Regions from separate parts of the Homo sapiens genome. Here region 1 is linked to region 2. A link is an interaction called in ENCODE POLR2A ChIA-PET data of the cell type or tissue named here. Cell type or tissue: GM12878. All regions are shown on one strand. Each heading gives the region's core, and the rest is flanking DNA. Links, peaks and the distances in the headings are about the cores only.

The links. Peaks named below come from ENCODE experiments on the same cell type or tissue, not always from the same donor. Only the 100,000 strongest peaks of a DNase experiment are listed, where the experiment ranks them.
Region 1: POLR2A ChIA-PET joins it to region 2 with 8 read pairs; 1 of 35 experiments calls an interaction of 5 or more read pairs at or near these places.

Annotation. Positions count from the first base shown.
Region 1 is chr6:7,127,779-7,140,056 of GRCh38, forward strand. The region is part of intron 1 of RREB1 (ras responsive element binding protein 1); the gene reads left to right. Among named protein-coding and RNA genes, the nearest start is that of RREB1, 26 kb to the left of the region's middle. RefSeq lists an enhancer at 9,234-9,303. In GM12878, for the core only: no CTCF peak of the experiment used is centred there; no DNase peak of the experiment used is centred there; H3K4me3 peaks cover 902 bases; H3K27ac peaks cover 1,883 bases.
Region 2 is chr6:6,634,580-6,639,579 of GRCh38, forward strand. The region is part of intron 3 of LY86 (lymphocyte antigen 86); the gene reads left to right. Among named protein-coding and RNA genes, the nearest start is that of LY86-AS1, 14 kb to the left of the region's middle. In GM12878, for the core only: no CTCF peak of the experiment used is centred there; DNase peaks (open chromatin) are centred at 953, 1,482 and 2,422; H3K4me3 peaks cover 346 bases; H3K27ac peaks cover 2,713 bases.

The DNA of each region.
Region 1 (12,278 bases), core at 2,935-7,934, 500 kb after region 2:
CTGCCTTACAGCAATTGCCAGCTCGCTGCTCACCTGCAGAGCATGTGCCCTCATCTGGGTCACGACTCTGCCCCTCAGATGTTCCTGGTCCTCTGCTTGGATCCACCCCCTTCACTGCAGCTGAAACAGCCAACAAAGGAGCATCATGTGCCCGAGGCCTGAAAAGTTAGAGTGGATGTGAAGGAAGTCAGACTGCAGGCCCCAAAGACAATTAATGGTGTAGTAATTATTGTAGAGGCACAACATTGCCTTGTACTCTCAGGTTTTCAGAGTCCTCTGGGGAAGAAATACGAATTTTTTATAGCCTGACTTTATACATTTCAAAGCTTGTACTCATGGACTAAGGGACTTGGATGGGAGGGTTGTGCAAAATGGGGGTAGGCCTCCTGTAAACTTGGTGGGTTGGACAGAACACATACCTCAATCATTTCCATCACTGAAAACAGATTGTTTCATTTTATGATTTTCCGAATTGTTGGCGAACATTTTTTGTTTAGTTTTGTTTTTTCATGTGTTCTCGCATTTGAGATTGTGCAGGAGGAAGTAGGATTCTGGTAAGCTGAAGTGGAGCTTTTGGGGGACCTGGAGGGGAGCTGGGTTGGAGGCAGTGTCTGAAAGTGCTGCTTTTAGTGGGTTCGACCAGGGCACACTACTTAGGGGAAGCAGAGCACCATGTATGTCTCTGTGTGTAATCATCTCAACAACTTCATGAGGTGTAGCTGTTATTTTCTCCTTTTTAAAGACAGGAAACTGAGGCTTAGAGATGCTCCTGTTTCTGAGATCATGCAGCCAGTGACACATGACCAGGAAGCTTTATGGCAGGCTTTAAGAGTTGTTCTTTTAGATAATCTCAATATACGGTGATACCTGGAGAGTTTCTACCACTTGACTCAATTTGTTTGTCTTGGGGCCGGGCGTGGTGGCTCACACCTGTAATCCCAGCACTTTAGGAGGCCAAGGCGGGCAGATCACCTGAGTTCAGGAGTTCGAGACCAGCCTGGCCAATATGGTGAAACCCCATCTCTATTAAAAATAGAAAAATTAGCCAGGTGTGGTGGTGGGCACCTGTAATTCCAGCAACTCGGGAAGCTGAGACAGGAGAATTGCGTGAATCCGGGAGGCGGAGGTTGCACTAAGCTGAGATTGGGCCACTGCACTCCAGCTTGGGCAACAGAGTGAGACTCCGTCTCAAAAAAAAAGTTATGCTTTTGAGCTTAACACATTATTTGAATACCTCCAGCTTCATCTGAAATATCCTTAATTGAGCAATTGCTATGCTAGGTTTAGGCATGGTGGAGTTTGGTGTTTCTTGCCTTTGGGGAGTTGACATTATGAAAGGAATTCTTATGCCATGTGGACCCTGAGCCAAGTTCCCATGGGAAGGCCAAGGCTCACAGAAGCTCGCAGGAGTGGGTCTGCACTTCTAGGAAAAGCACAAGTAGGGGCTGAGAGCCCAGCAGGAAAGCAGGTTGGTTTTGAGTTTACAGTGTAATTTGGTGTTGAGGAAGGTGTCTGAGAAGATGGGTTGGAGGGATAGTGGGGCAAGGTGGAAGGTGGGGCAGGATTTGACCTTTTCTTCTTAATTTAAGTGGTAGGGAGTCCAAAGTTTTTGAGTAGAGAAGTCACAGTTGGCCTGCTTAGGCCTTGGAGACACCCTCAACAGTGGGCATGTGGTTTGTGTGTCTGTGCTTTGGGTGACTGCCGTGGCTCACTTCACTGTTTGCTTTTTGGCCTGAGGCAGAGAGTGCCTCCCATGGCAGCTCGTACAGGATGAACCAAGAGGCAGCACCCAGGATATCTGAATTGCCTAAAGCCACTGCAGTGATGTACACACATAGCGAAGCTTTATTTCTTTACAGCCATAGACTTGTTGAAAAGCTGAATCACATACTTTGCTTGATATTTGACTTTGTGGTTACCAATTCCAGGTGAGCCACCTTCGAGAGGGGTAACATCCTGTTGTCGGAAAGGTGCAGCCGGGCAGCAGGGAACCTGGGTTCCACTTTAGCCCTGACATAGAAGGTTTTGGTTCATGTCCCTTTGGTCTGGTAGGCCCCTTTTTGGTGCTTGTTTACGGAACTGATTTATCTTGTTTATAATGTTGGTAGACGGGTGTATATACCAAGACCTCTGGTTTACTGAAGGTAGGGCCAAGAGCTTTCCAGCAGTCTGTTGAGTGGAGCTACGGGTCAGTCAGCACACCTGGCCCAGAGCACCGTGAGCTGGTGAACCTACTTGTCCCAGGTGTTGTAGTGTGGCACTTGAGCCCACTCTACTGACTCTCCCCTCCCTCACTCAATTTTGGAGTCTTGCTGTCTTTGCCTGTTGCTGTTCTCTGCCTCAGCCCAAAAGGAGACAAGGAGTGCCTTCACCTGCCCTCACTGGGGGCAAGAGCAAGTCTGGATAAATGACTTTTACTGATAATTCCTCCAAATCATTTTTATCCTCCATAGCCAACACTCCTTCCTCTAAAAACCTGCAAAGTAGTAGTAGTAAATCCCTTTCCATTCCTCTCCTTTGCTCTTTCAGGCCTCTGGTAAAGCTGGAAGCGCCTGAAAGAGAGGCAACCGAAGCCAAGGCTGCCATAATCCACGCGCTCTGGACGTCACCCTGGGTGACTCAGATTTGGTTGCATTTGTCATTTCACAACCACCTGCATCTGATCCCACTGTGTGGGCAAACTGTCTGCTGGGAGTCTCTGCCTGGTGCCTGGTCTTGGGGGCATAGTGTTCTTCCCCAGAATTGCTTTTCCCAGCTGTTTCTCTATAGCTTTAGTCATGGGGTTCACTAGTGAAAGCTGCCATGCCTACCCTCCCCATTTACTTTTGTTAGTAGTCATTTCTTTTTTTTTTTTTCGAGATGGAGTCTTGCTCTGTCACCCAGGCTGGAGTGCCATGGCGTGATCTTGGCTCACTGCAACCTCTGCCTCCTGGGTTCAAGCAATTCTTCTGCCTTAGTCTCCCGAGTAGCTGGGCTTATAAGCACCTGCCACCACACCCAGCTAACTTTTGTATGTTTAGTAGAGATGGGGTTTTACCATGTCGGCCAGGCTGGTCTCAAACTTCTGACCTCATGATCCATCCACCTTGGCCTCCCAAAGTGTTGGGATTACAGGCGTGAGCCACTGCTCCTGACTGTTAATAGTCATGTCTTTTTTTTTTTTTTTTTTTTTTTTTTTGAGACGGAGTCTTGCTCTGTCGCCCAGGCTGGAGGTCAGTGGCGCGATCTCGGCTCACTGCAAGCTCCGCCTCTCGGGTTCACACCATTCTCCTGCCTCAGCCTCCGGAGTAGGTGGGACTACAGGCGCCCGCCACTGCGCCCGGCTAATTTTTTGTATTTTTAGTAGAGACGGGGTTTCACTGTGGTCTCGATCTCCTGACCTTGCGATCCATCCACGTCGGCCTCCCAAAGTGCTGGGATTACAGGCGTGAGCCACCGCGCCCGGCCAATACTCATTTCTAAGAAGCAAATATGTACCATCGTATGCCAGTCATGGTAAATGCTTTCTGTGCATTATCTTCATAGTCCTCACAACAGTCCTATTAAATTGGTATAATTATCCTCATTTTGCAGATTTGGAAGGTGGCATTTGGGGAGGTTACCCTAATCTTTTCAGTTACCTAACTTAATGTACAGGAGGCATTATACCTCTTGCAGTCTGTATTTCATCTGATTTAATCTTTGCATCAACTTAAAAGTTCACTGTTATTTCTGTTTACAGATGAGGAAGCTGGGGCTTAGTTTAAATAACTTGCCCAAGGTTACTCTAGCTAGTTAGTGAGGGAGTCTGAATTCAAACCCAGGCCAGTGTACTCCAATACAAGTGCTCTTCATCTTTTCACTTCTGCATTTGTTTTTTAAGTAAAAATATCCACTTTTGGGCTGACAAAGCTGATAGCTTCTCGAACTCCTGGCCTCAAGGGATCCTCCCATCTCTGCCTCCCAAAGTGGTAGGATTACAAGTGTAAGCCACACGCCCGGCCAAAGCTGATGGCTTCTATTGGATTTGTTTTCTAATGCTTTGTCCATTTTTAAATGGGGGAAGAAAGGGAGATAATGTACTATAGGTTAAGCTCCTTGAGGACTTTTTTTTTTTTTGGAGACAGAGTCTCCTCTGTCATCCAGGCTGGAGTGCAGTGGTGTGATCTTGGCTCACTGCGACCTTCACCTCCTGGGTTCCTGTGATTGTCGTGCCTCAGCCTCCCAAGTAGCTGGGACTACAGGCACATGCCACTACTCCCAGCTAGTTTTTGTATTTTTAGTAAAGATCGGGTTTTTTTGGTTTGTTTGTTTGAGACAGAGTTTTGCTCTTGTTGCCCAGGCTGGAGTACAATGGTGCAATCTCGGCTCACTGCAGCCTCTGCCTCCCGGGTTCAAGCGATTCTCCTGCCTTAGCCTCCGAAGTAGCTGGGATTACAGGCATGCGCCACCATGCCTGGCCAATTTTTGTATTTTTAGTAGAGACAGGGTTTCATCATGTTGGTCAGGCTGGACTCGAACTCCTGACCTCAGGTGATCTACCTGCCTCGGCCTTCCAAAGTGCTGGGATTGCAGATGTGAGCCACCGTGCCCAGCCGAGATTGGGTTTTACTGTGTTGCCCAGTCTGGTCTCCTGGGCCTCAAGCGATCCATCTACGTTGGCCTTCTAAAGTGGTGGGATTAGAGACGTGAGCCACCACGCCCAGCCACTTTTTGTTCTTTTTAAGCATTTTATTCACTGATGCCTCCCAAGCGCTTGCCATAGTGCCTGGCACATACTAGGTGCTCAGTCAGTATTTGTTGAAGGAATGAATGCGGTAGGGGTTATTTGACCTGTTTCACAGGTGGCGATATTGACACAGAGCAGTTGGGTGTCTTGCCCATAGGCATGCACCATTGTTGAAAACAGCTTTTGCTCTTCACACACAGATCTTTTTTTTCTTTTAACAGATTTTTTTTTTACAGGTATAAAATGGAAGTCATTAGACCTAAGTGATGGGATTGTAGAGTGTAATATAACACACTATAAATACCCCGTGTCTGGTATACAATGTCAACATTCAGTAAGTGACTGTGTTTGTTGTGGTTGGAGCTTCTTTTCTGCATGTGCCCTCATTTTGGGTAGGGTTGCCACACAGATAAGGAAACTTGAAAATTTGTGAGCCATGGAAACCTTTTAAAAACATGTTTAATTAATGCAGTGTTTCTATCTTTGCTATACTATCCATCAAGCAATACAAGTAGTCAAATTGGTGATAGGAGTTCACATCTATCCTGAGCAAGTCGACAAGTGGGTTATGACTGGCAAGATTTGATTAAATGATATTTGCATTTTCCCTGTTTACAATCGTAGAGCATTGCACTGGAAGGGGCCTCAGGGAAGCATGGTTCGTTTCTTTTCCTTATACCTCCTTAGCTTACAGGTGAGGAAAGTGAGGCCTGGAGAGATGCAGGGGGCAGGCTTGATGTGGAACTCTGGACTTGCATGTCACATTCTCTTAGACATCAGCTCACCCTGCCAAATCCAGGTGCCTGGACGGGCTTGTATGAACTTTTGTGGTGGAGCCACAATTATTCCTACTATGATGTTAGTAGCAGATTGTATCAATAATCCACCAAGAGCCAATACATCAAAATCAGGACTGTTTAAACATTGTTTTTTACCCATCATAAAATGTTCTTAGCCAGGCACCATGGCACACCCGGGAAGTCCCAGCCACTTGGGAGGCTGAGGCAGGAGGATCGCTTGAACCTGGGAGTTTGAAATCAGCCTGGGCAACATTGTGAGACTCCATCTCTAAATAAGTAAATGAATGAATGAATGAATGTTCTTATTCATTGTACATAATAAGAAGGAATATGAAGAAAAAACAAGTTATCCTAAATTAAGATTATAAATAGTCCTAAGGATTAAAAATTATTTTTTCATCAGAATTTTAATTATTTCACTGCACCTATGCCCATAATAGAAGAATTATAAATGAACCCAAAGGAAAAAACATCTAATGATGCAAAAAGGAAAAAGGAAAGTAAAATTGTTTATGCCCACAAGTCAGAGATAAATCATTGTTGATACTTTACTATTTCCTTTTAGGTGGTTTTCTATGGATATATACACATATTACAAAAATGGGATTTATTGTGGACAATAAAACCCATTTTTGTACATGTCTTTATACCATATGTTTTACAATTTTAATATGATATGACAAGTCTTTTTTGGTGTATTCAAATATTCTTGAACATGAAAATCACATTTTGATGTGGCATAATTTTGGGGGGCAGGGTCATAGGCTAATGTTATAATTATTTTGCATTCCCTGGGCACTCATTGTGTGAGTGAAGGAACCTATCTTCTAGGTTACATGAAACCAACATAGTATTAAACTTTTTATGGTAAATTGTGAATATGTAGTTCATCAGAAATTTATTTTAAAGAGAAAAATACTGAACTGACAAAATGTGTGTGTTTATTTTTGGATAGCATGTGATCTGTCTTATTACCCCAAACCCGTGAGGGTTACTGATGAAAAACAAATTGAGCAGTTCAAAAAGTCCTTTCGCTAGAGGGTTGGCCTCTCTTGAGAGGAAGGTGTTTGTTCTCTTACATAGGGCACTGTGTTGTGAATGTTAGGAATGATGTGATGTGTCCTTTATCTGTGGTTGTATTTTTACTGGATGTTTTTCTTTAATCAATGTCATGTTATTTGGACATTCTAGAGCAATTATTCCCCATCTTTTTAAATGTAAGATACTCTTTTAATGTAAAAAATTTCCAGACCAAGTGTGATTTTAATTATTTTTTTAGATTCTGTTGAGAAGCTCTAATGACAGAAAAACTCTATCGACATTTTAGTGGCACTTATCTTTATTAAATACAGCAGCATTTTCATATACTTGCAAAATAATTGTACATATATGTGTAAATTTAATTGATTTCTAGATGCTTGATGAGCAAATGAATAAGTGGATCCCTTGAAATAGCTCCCTGGAGGGCCCCTGCCCTAGAGGAAGACAGATCCTGCATATGTAACCCTAAAGTCTAATGTCAGGAAAATAACGATTAGACTAGTTCTGAACCGCAAGTGGAGTTCTGTAACTAGAGCTAAACGCCACTGTATGACAAGTTAGGAAGATATATTTTCTTCCACCTGTTCATACACTGAACGGTTTCCAGAGCAGCCCTTGATATCACCTCATTTTCCTCATCATTTCAAAGAATTCTATTGGGAAAGAGAATGCAATCAGCCAGATTGTAAGAAACATTTGGACATACTTAATGACTCTCCCTTGGCCCTTTTAATTAATCTACTGTGATCTATTAGAGAGAGGACTGGGTTTGTTAGCTAGGAGACTAACGTAAGGTCCTGAATGCAAGCCCAACCTTGATTATGATTAAAACAGAAAAAGATATACTTCACACCTTGGTTTTTCCATCTCTAAAATGGGTAGAATTATCTTCCTTGTGCCTTCTTAGGAGGTGACACAATGATACCCATGGGCAGCATTTTCTTTCTTTTTAATCAGTAAACGTAAACAAAAACCTTTGTAAGGATGGAAGCTATTGGAAAGTACCATATAAAGGATTAGGACCGTAAATCCAGGGAAATTCTAAGCATTCTGAAAGCTGCTTTTAGGCAGGGCAGCAGCCAAAAGACCAGCTGGTAGATTGAGACCTTTCTGAAAAACCTGACTTCATTCTCTTGTGGTTCCATTTTCCTTTTTTTCAAATGGGGTCTAGTGGCTTAGCTGTGGTTATTCCACAGCTGATGCCTCTTTCATTGCTGTTCTTCTGGTTCTGACAACAACAGCATTCTTGCACCACTTAACTCTCCAAGATGCAGGCAGGGGAGGTGACTGCCTCATTTCTGATGTGCTTGTTAGCTACAGGAAAAGCATCTTAGTATTCTACCTTTGTCTAGGACTTGGGACTGGGAGCAGGTATTCCGTTTAAGTTTTATGTGCCATCTGTATATTTTCAAAAACATTTAACATGATCTTTATTTCAAGCTTTTATAGCCCTTTCAAGTTGCTCTAGGGGACTTAGCAAAACAGGTAGACAGTAAGTATGGATCAACTGAGCACAGGAAAGAATGGGATTTGGGAAGATCACATTGTTTGGATTTTCTGCTGATACTAAAGCTGGATTTTTACTACACAGGCAGGGAGAAATTACTGTCCTGTGGTGGACCTGGTGAGAGAGGTGGCATATGACTAAGCAAGTCAGCTGACCTCAATTAAAGGGCTGTGACCATCTGTACAATGGGACCAGTACCTCCTCCAACTGTTGGTCTCAGCTGAGTGAGATTCCCATGTCTGAGGAGGTGATCAGGGGTGATGATGACTTTTGATGGAACTGACCTCACACAGGTTTCTGGGGGAAAAAACCCACCAAACTTTATTTTAAGAATTCTAAAACAATTTTACAATTCTGATTTGAGTAGAAGTTTGATTTGAAAAGGGACTTCATCTGCACCTTCTCTCTTGCCTTTGTTTATAGATGTCAGTAATGCCCGTATTTTAAAAAGTTGAAATGAGTTATAAATTATATCTTAAGGATTTTAGTTTGTTTTGAAGAATTGTTTAATTGGCTAGGATTTCTCCCCCCTTCAGTAGCTTCAGATCCCAATGGCTAGGCAATATGGAGATAATAGTAAACAGGATTTTGTAAGAGATGTTATTTATTTATTTATTTTTAAATAGAGATAAGGTCTTGCTATGTTGCCCAGGCCGGTCTCGAACTCCTGGGCTCCAGCAACCCGCTATCCTCAGCTTCCCAAAATGTTGGGATTACAGGCATGAGCCACTACCCTCAGCCTGAGACATTATTTGAGGAGGAGGTCATGAATATATAATTAACTTAGGAGTACAAATGAAAAGTTTTCTCTTGAACCTACCTTTTTGAACAGAAGAGGTGATTTTTAGGTATAATGGTGTGCAAAGTAACAAATAACAGCCTCTAAAGACATTTAAAACAATAAATAAAGCATAAATATCTTTATTCAGGATGAACTGAGTTCTGAAGCCTGATGTTTTCAAGAGTTCTTTATTATCAGGTGGCTTGTGAAAGCCCGTCGTTAACCAAACGTGTTGTGTTTGCCTCAGAATTTTATTAAAAAGGTATGCATAGGTTCATATCCCCCTTATGTGAGGTGGCAGTGAAACAGAAACTTGATAGAAATATTGAGGAGGGGAAAAGATGAAGCCACCGCGGCACCTGGCCTCCCTCTTTCACTTCCCTTTCCAACTCTGCTCCTTTGAGATGTTCTTCGAGAAGATGGAGGAAGCTTGCTGGGTTTAGGGTCATCACCCAGGATCTGGCGACGGGAGTGCCTCAACATGGGGAGTTCCCTCCCCAAAGCCCAGAGCTAATTCGTCACATCCAGCTGCTGTCAGGAGTTGAGCAGTCCTGTCCCCTGGCTTTCCTGGGAAGGCCTGGGTGGAGGCGGCAGGAGCAGGCAAGGGACCAAGAGAGTGCCTGCTAGACCTGATGCCTCTCCCTTCCCCCCTGAGCCCCCAGGGAAGGAGCTGCCTTATAGACTCGGGTACAGGGAGGCAGGGAATAGAGGGTTGGAATCCAGAAAAGAGGGTGGAGGGCATGACTGCAGTTACTGCCATTGTCTCAGGACAGACAGACCAAGCCCTGGTACAGAAATTGTTTGGCTGTTGGCCTTTTCTCTTCAGATGTTTACATGCAGGAAGTGCCTTTGATAAAGTATGGTTTGCTAACATGAGTATGATATGCATGCGCATTTTTGGATGCCAAACACATAGGCAGATGAAACTAAGAAGCCAGATGCTAAGATAGTTGTTGATGAATTGAAACTAGCCTAACTGGCTCCACTGTTGGAGTCATTTGCTCAAACTACTCCAAACTTTTGTTTGGTCTACTGAAAACATTAGTTGGAAAGGTACAGCGTTAATTTAAGGCAGGGAAGCCTCCAGCACGTGAGAGTCGTGTCTCTCTCGGTGATGCTGGGAGGGAAGGATGGGAGATGAGAGTCATTTCACGGCCGCCTAGCTCCTCCTCTTCCTCTCCCTGCCCTGGAGCTGCAGCCTCAGCTTTCAGAGTCTCTTGCCTGGTGGTAGGCCCGGCGAGCGGTTGGATTTTAAGTATCTCAGTTATTTTCAGTATCATCAGTCATCACTTTCAGAGTTCCTTTTCTTTTTCAAGGGTACCCAGTCTAACTGTTTAGCTCCTTTTCAATAGCCCTCCTCACTCACTTACGCCTAGTCAGGAAGATTAATAATGTTAACTGATTTACTATCACTGCAAAAAGCATTAGTTAATTAGACTTTTACACCTCAGTCAGATGGCATTAGACACCCTTTGTGCACTTTAACTCAAGGATGTTAAAGACCTAAATCTTTCAGAAAAAAAGAAAAGAAAGAAAAAGGACAGGCACTTTTCCAGTTTAAGCTGCATGTTGGTCCATGTTAATTAGGCATTTGTCCTTTAGTCTGGAGGTGATAGAAAATGCCAGTTACTGTGGTATTTAACTGACATCAAACTCCTGTCCAAATAATTCAGTTGGGCCCAGCCTTCTCTCTTAATTGGTGGGAAGGAAAACTTCGGCACACACCCAGAATAGGGAGGAAACTGTTACGTTGAACATTTTGAAGTTTCATTCTGAAGGATCTGAAAGACACTTGAATATTTTTTAAATTAACTATCCAGTTGAGCTTTTTAAAAACAGTAACAAAAGAATCTCCCCTCAAACTTGAGCTACCCCAAATGATTAGCTTTTGTAAGTCTTCAGAAAATGAAAGTTTAGTCATTGTAATCCAAGGTCAAAGTGGTGGTTGTTATCCAAAGCTCTTATAGATTTATGTATCTGTTTGGCCCTGTTTTAAACAGTGCTCTGAAAATTGACAGTTTTCTAGCTCACACTCGTATTTCTTTATTAATACCAGAAATTCACAAGTGGGTTAAGGCACCCACCAGTATACACATTTAAAAATCAATATATGCTAGCATATTGGGACAAAAGTGACATGAATATGATTGTTTCATGGGAGCAATTAGATGACACTTTTTTTGTTTTGTTTTTAAAAGTAACTTGTTCCTAGTTGCTGGAGAAGGTAATCCTCCGTAATAAGAGTATAGTTTACCTTATTCATGAGTTACGTAAAACAATTACAAAAATAATGAAAAGATTTTTTTTCTAACTTAGTAGGTAGCCTTATTTGACTCTAAACCTTACTCACTTTTGTGTATGGTTTCTAGCCAAAGGTTCACACATGTGAGAACATTTCACTTTTAGTACTGAACTACTTTTTCGTGCACTGAATGAATACAATATGTTAACACTCCTGTAAGGCCCAGAATTGCTTGGCTGCCCCTTGCCCTGCCTGCCTGGTACTGGCTGAAAAGGTACCATTGTTTGTTCTGCAAACACTGAGTGATGTTTGTTTCCAAGGTGACTGGTTCTATTGCTGCCCTTTAAGCAAAGGTGGGAGGGGGGATGGGGGAGAGAGAAAGTTGGCTTCAGACACCTGAGAGCATCCTGTTCTGGGTACAGTGTGTGTATGTATATGTTTGTAAGTTGAAATTTTATTTTAACTGAGGTAATTGGAGAAAAAGGGATAGTGTAGAAATGGGAGGAAAAGACAGTATCAGTAAGTTAAAAATATCAGTAGGTTCTGATGTTTAACTCAATATACTTTGAGTGAATGTAATGGTAAATGTTAAAATTAAAGATCTGGTTTGACTGAAGTTAACTTTACATTTGGAGTTAAGGGGAGAAAAATAGATAACTGTTGAAATGTTAAATTTATTTTTGCATAAAATAGTTCTGCTATAACCTATGTGTAGCTATTCAAACAAATAAATATTCGACAATATAACTGAATTGGTTATTGATCAGGTAGTTGGGCCTTCAAAAAAAAGTATGAGAATATGAAATATAAACAGATTTAAGTTCTGTAAAAACAAAATCTGTAAAATCATTCAGGTATATTTGTGTTCAAAATTTTCCAAAAAGATTAGATTAAAAGTATCTTTTAATTGGTGATATATATTGACTCCATTAGACTTTGGAAATTTATATTTTATCAGTCAGAACTTTTAGATTCAGACTAGAAAAAAAATTCCTTCTTGGTCCTTTCCCCCACCCACCCTTTTTATTGTACATAGATGCTGTTAACAGAACTTTGCCTTTTTCATTCCTATCAGGTTTAGTACAGTTCATGCGCAGGTTTCAGTAAACATTAACTACTTTTATCAGAGCTTGCAGTGTGCTGAATGGTTAGCAAAGAGAGTGTACTGCAAGAGACAGATGAAAATGAGAGAGTCCAAG
Region 2 (5,000 bases), core at 1-5,000:
TCTTCCCTTCCTTTTCATTACGTTTCTTAATTAGATGTTTCTCTTCTGGTCCTGGTTCATGCTGAACACTAGGACCTGTGATCCTCCCAGTATCATTCATTGCAGAGCCTTCTCAATCTCACTGTCTGCATCAATTCAAAATTCTGTCTTAACAATAATATCTAGATCAGCAGTCAGATCCCATCAGTTAGATTTCTATGGCCTCCTCTATTTCTGTTTCAATGTGCTCCTTTCCACAGATCTAGGAAATGAAGGGAATTTGGGGGGAGTGCTGGGAATGCAATCTGTTTACTGCCTAGATTTGGAAAAAATCCACAAATGCTTTCTGCAAAATGCCTTACCCTCTGCGCTGCTGGAGTAGAAGACAGGGCTAAACCACCTTCCCAGCAGGTGCTACTTGAAGAAATTAATCTATGCTGATGACCTGACAACCTCTCTAAAGCATGCTCCCAGCCATGGCCCCACTACCATGGGCTTCATGATTCAGTTGTTTCATGTTCACTGCACATACATTAACAAATGCAAGCCCAGGAATTCAGGCATTGATTTAGGCTATAACAGAAGGGGAATAAGCAGCTTAACAGAAGCCTAAATTTAAAAATACAGTAGTCTCCTCTTACCTGATAGGGACATGTTCCAAGACCCCCAGTGCATGCCTAAAGCCATGAATAGTAACAAATTTTATATTTACTATTTTCCCCATATATACATATACCTATGATAAAATTCAATTTATAAATTAGCCATAGTTAGAAATTAACAATAACAACTAATAAAATAGAACAATTATAACAATTTACTGTAATAAAAATATGTGAGTATGGTCCCTCTTTCTCTTCCTCTCTGCCTTTCTCTCTCACTCTCTCTCTCCCTTTCTCTCTCTCTCTCAAAATACCGTAACATTTTCAGGCCACAGTTGACCACAGGTAATTGAGACTGCAGAAAGTGAAACTGCAGATAAGGGGGACTATTGTCTACTGTACATGTTTTCTAGGGTATCACCTATGTTATACTTGTTTGCTCACCTTTGATTTCTGGGCCATTTTAGACTTCCTGCTCCTTCAAAAGCTGCAGGCTTTCCATCCCCGCACTTCATTCCCAACCTTCCCCAATCCTAGCTTCTGGTCCTGCCCTTCAACTGCTGCCAGTATCCCCAGTGACAAAGTGGCTGAGATGGGAACTCATGTGCCTTGGCTCCTCTTCTCGTGGATGGATCTATAGAGCCATGGAGGGAGTGCTAGCTTTCTGTGACCTGGAAAATTGCACTATTTCACCTGCCATTATTATCCCCACTGTCATTTTGTAGCTGCAGGCAGCATGTTACCAAAACCAATATTATTATGGAAGCATTTCCTGTCCCCTGACTCATCAGACTGCAGTGCTGCCGCTGGAGAGCAGAGACCTTAGCCCAGTCCAGTGGTTCTCAACCTTGAGCAGGCATCAGCATCACCCGGAGCCCAGGTTCAACCACAGTTGCTGGACCTAGCCCCAGGGTTTCCAGTTTCGTACATCAGGTGGGGAGTCTGAGAATTTGCATTTCTTACAAGTCCCCCAGTGAGGCTGATGATGCTGGCCCAGGGACCACACTTTGAGAACCTCTAGCCTGGTGGTTATGCACAAGATTTGAAGCCAGACCTACATAGAGCTGAATCTTTACTGCCACTTACCATTTATGTGAACTCAGACAAGTAACTTAATCTCTCTGAGCCTCAGTTTCGTCATCTGTACAATATAGAAAATACAAGTGACCTCATGGGATAGTCATAAGGATAAAATGGGATAATACACATATAGCCCATAGAATGGCGTTCTGCACACAGCAAGCATTCAATAAGTGATCCATGGCAGCAACTTTGTGCAGCTGATGACAGGTTTCTCAAGCAAGGGCCCTGAGCCCCTCAAGTCATCATCTGTCTCAGACTGGAAGTCTGCATTTTAACAAGGCCCATGAAGAGGCAGTGGAGTCATTGAGGCTTAGAAGTTTAAGACCTTTTCCTTACAGGTAGCAGGAAGATGCCTTTGGTCTAAGCCTGCATATTTTCTGATGGTTGAACAAGGCGAAGTTTCCCTGGCCCTCTTGTCCCTGTGGGGAGAGAGTGTCATTTGCATCTCTCATGGAATTGGAAATTTGAAGCACCATCATCTCCCCTTCATTCCTTTCTTCCTTTCATGTATTATTCCTTGTCTCCAGACTTCAATGGTAGATTTCCTGCTTGTAAATACCAGGCAGCTGCTGCTGCAGCAAATTCATGCAGAATCACCAAAAACAATGGTTTACTTATTGCATTAGCCGAACTCCTACCCTCGAACTGCAAAAAAAAAAAAAACAGAACTAAAAGCAGTAGCCACCCTCTAGAGGGTACAAGCAATGACTAAGCAAAAGAGTACTTTTTCTTGCTAAATGGAATGAAAGGAAGCATATTGGTTTTTTTTTTTTTTTTTTTTTAATGAGAAGGAGTCTCGCTCTGTCGCCCAGGCTGGAGTGCAGTGTGATGTGATCTCGGCTCACTGCAAGCTCCGCCTCCCAGGTTCATGCCATTCTCCTGCCTTAGCCTCCCGAGGAGCTGGGACTAGAGGCGCCCGCCATCACGCTCGGCTAATTTTTGTATTTTTAGTAGAGACAGGGTTTCACCTTGTTAGCCAGGATGGTCTCAATCTCCTGACCTCGTGATCAGCCCACCTCGGCCTCCCAAAGTGCTGGGATTACAGGCGTGAGCCACCGCACCTGGCCACATACTGTTTTTTAAGGAATTCTAGAGCCCTGGGTGCTTTCTCCCCATCCTCAAATGCAAGCATGTTTGTAAATGAGCCAACCATGCTGCAACTGTACTTTGACATCAGTCAATTCTTTATGTTCCTTGAGCCCAGCATACTATGACTAAGGATGACCTAGGACCAGAAATACTTTTAATTTTCTAAGACAAACTTCTTTACAAATCCTTGACCGTTATGGAATTTCATAAATCCAGCTCAGTGACATACTTTGATGTAATAATCGTTTAGGAAGCTAATTAAGATGGCCAACTCACGACTCCCCCACATCACCCACTTGGATCCCAGAGCTGCTGGTATTTGCATTTTAAGAAACTAAACATCCCGAGAGCCCTGAGTGTGTGAGCCCGGAGCCCCCCAGTGTGAGAAACGCAGCCCTCTGTGATGTCTGTTTGTTTAGCTTTCCAGTCGCATTACTCTTTCCCAGGGTTGCCCAGGTTTCTGAGGATCAAGTCAATTTCTTCTCTTTGCTTCCATCATCATCTACTTCATTTCCATTTCTAGGAATCTAATCAGCCCACCAATTTATAAGTCGTATTTTGAATGTCGTATGAAGTATTTGTCCACAAAATTTAGGAACTGGTTGGTAGGTGGAACAAAAAAACTTAAATTCTTTTTGTTTTGCTGCTGGAAGTTAGGTATCTCTCAGAGGGGGAAGCTGGACAGCAGACAAACAGGGCTTGCAGACAGAATGCCACTGAAAAAGTCATTTTCCCTGCTAGGCCCCGCTTCCTCAGCAACGACTAAATAGTCGGCACCATCCAGACAGTAGCTACTGGCCCCTGCAGCCATTAAGTACTAGGAGCATGGCCAGTCCAAAGTGAAATGTACAGAATACACACCGGATTTTGAAGACTTAGTACAAAGTATGAAAAAAATAATGTAAATATCTCATTAAGACTCTTTATATTGGTTCCATGCTGAAATGGTAATATTTTTAATAAGTGGGTTAAACAAAATATATTACTAAATTAATTTCACTTATTTCCTCTTCCTTTTTTTGTATAGTTACTAGAAAGTTTTATGTCGCATATATGGTTCACATTATATTTCTCTTAGCCAGTGCTGATCTAGAATTGCACTGTCCAATATGACAGCCACAAGTCACATGTGGCTATTTGAAGAATTTACATTTAAGTTAAATTAAAAATTCAGTGCACCAGTCCTACCAGCCATATTTCAAGCTCCTAATAGCCACACATGCCTGGTGACTACTGTATTTGATGGCGTAGACACAGAACATTCCCATTTTTGTGGAATGTTCTATTGCACAGATCTGACCTAGTAGTATCTATACTGCTCTATTTTTTTTTATTATTATTATACTTTAAGTTTTAGGGTACATGTGCACAATGTGCAGGCTAGTTACATATGTATACGTGTGCCATGCTGGTGTGCTGCACCCATTAACTCGTCATTTAGCATTAGTTATATCTCCTAATGCTATCCCTCCCCCCTCCCCCCACCCCACAACAGTCCCCAGAGTGTGATGTTCCCCTTCCTGTGTCCATGTGTTCTCATTGTTCAATTCCCACCTATGAATGAGAACATGCGCCCAGCCATCCCATTACTGGGTATATACCCAAAGGACTATAAATCATGCTGCTATAAAGACACATGCACACGTATGTTTATTGCGGCACTATTCACAATAGCAAAGACTTGGAACCAACCCACATGTCCAACAATGATAGACTGGATTAAGAAAATGTGGCACATATACACCATGGAATACTATGCAGCCATAAAAAATGATGAGTTCATGTCCTTTGTAGGGACAGGGATGAAACTGGAAATCATCATTCTCAGCTCTAAAGTATTTTTAACAGTCCATCCTGAGTTCGTTTGTGAGTTTATGTTAGAAATTCTACTCTCTGGCCCAGCCCTAAACCCAAGCACTTTCTCTTCTGCTCAAATCCTAGGTTACATCCGTGTCATGGTTCTGAAGGGCCCTTTGTGGTGAGCACAAATACAAACAAGCCACAAGCCTTGTCCCTTCTCAGGCTCATCACCTGGTCCCTCCTTTCTTAATCCAAGGCCGCTGTATTAGCTTTCTATAGCTGCTGTAACAAATCACCATAAACGTAGCCATTGACAACACCATCAATTGATTCTCTTACAGTCTGGATATCAGAAAGCTAGCATCAAAGTATCATAGAATTGTGTTTCTTCTGGAGGCCCAGGGAAAGCCGGCTTTCTCGCCTTTTTCAGTTTCTAGAGGCTGCTGC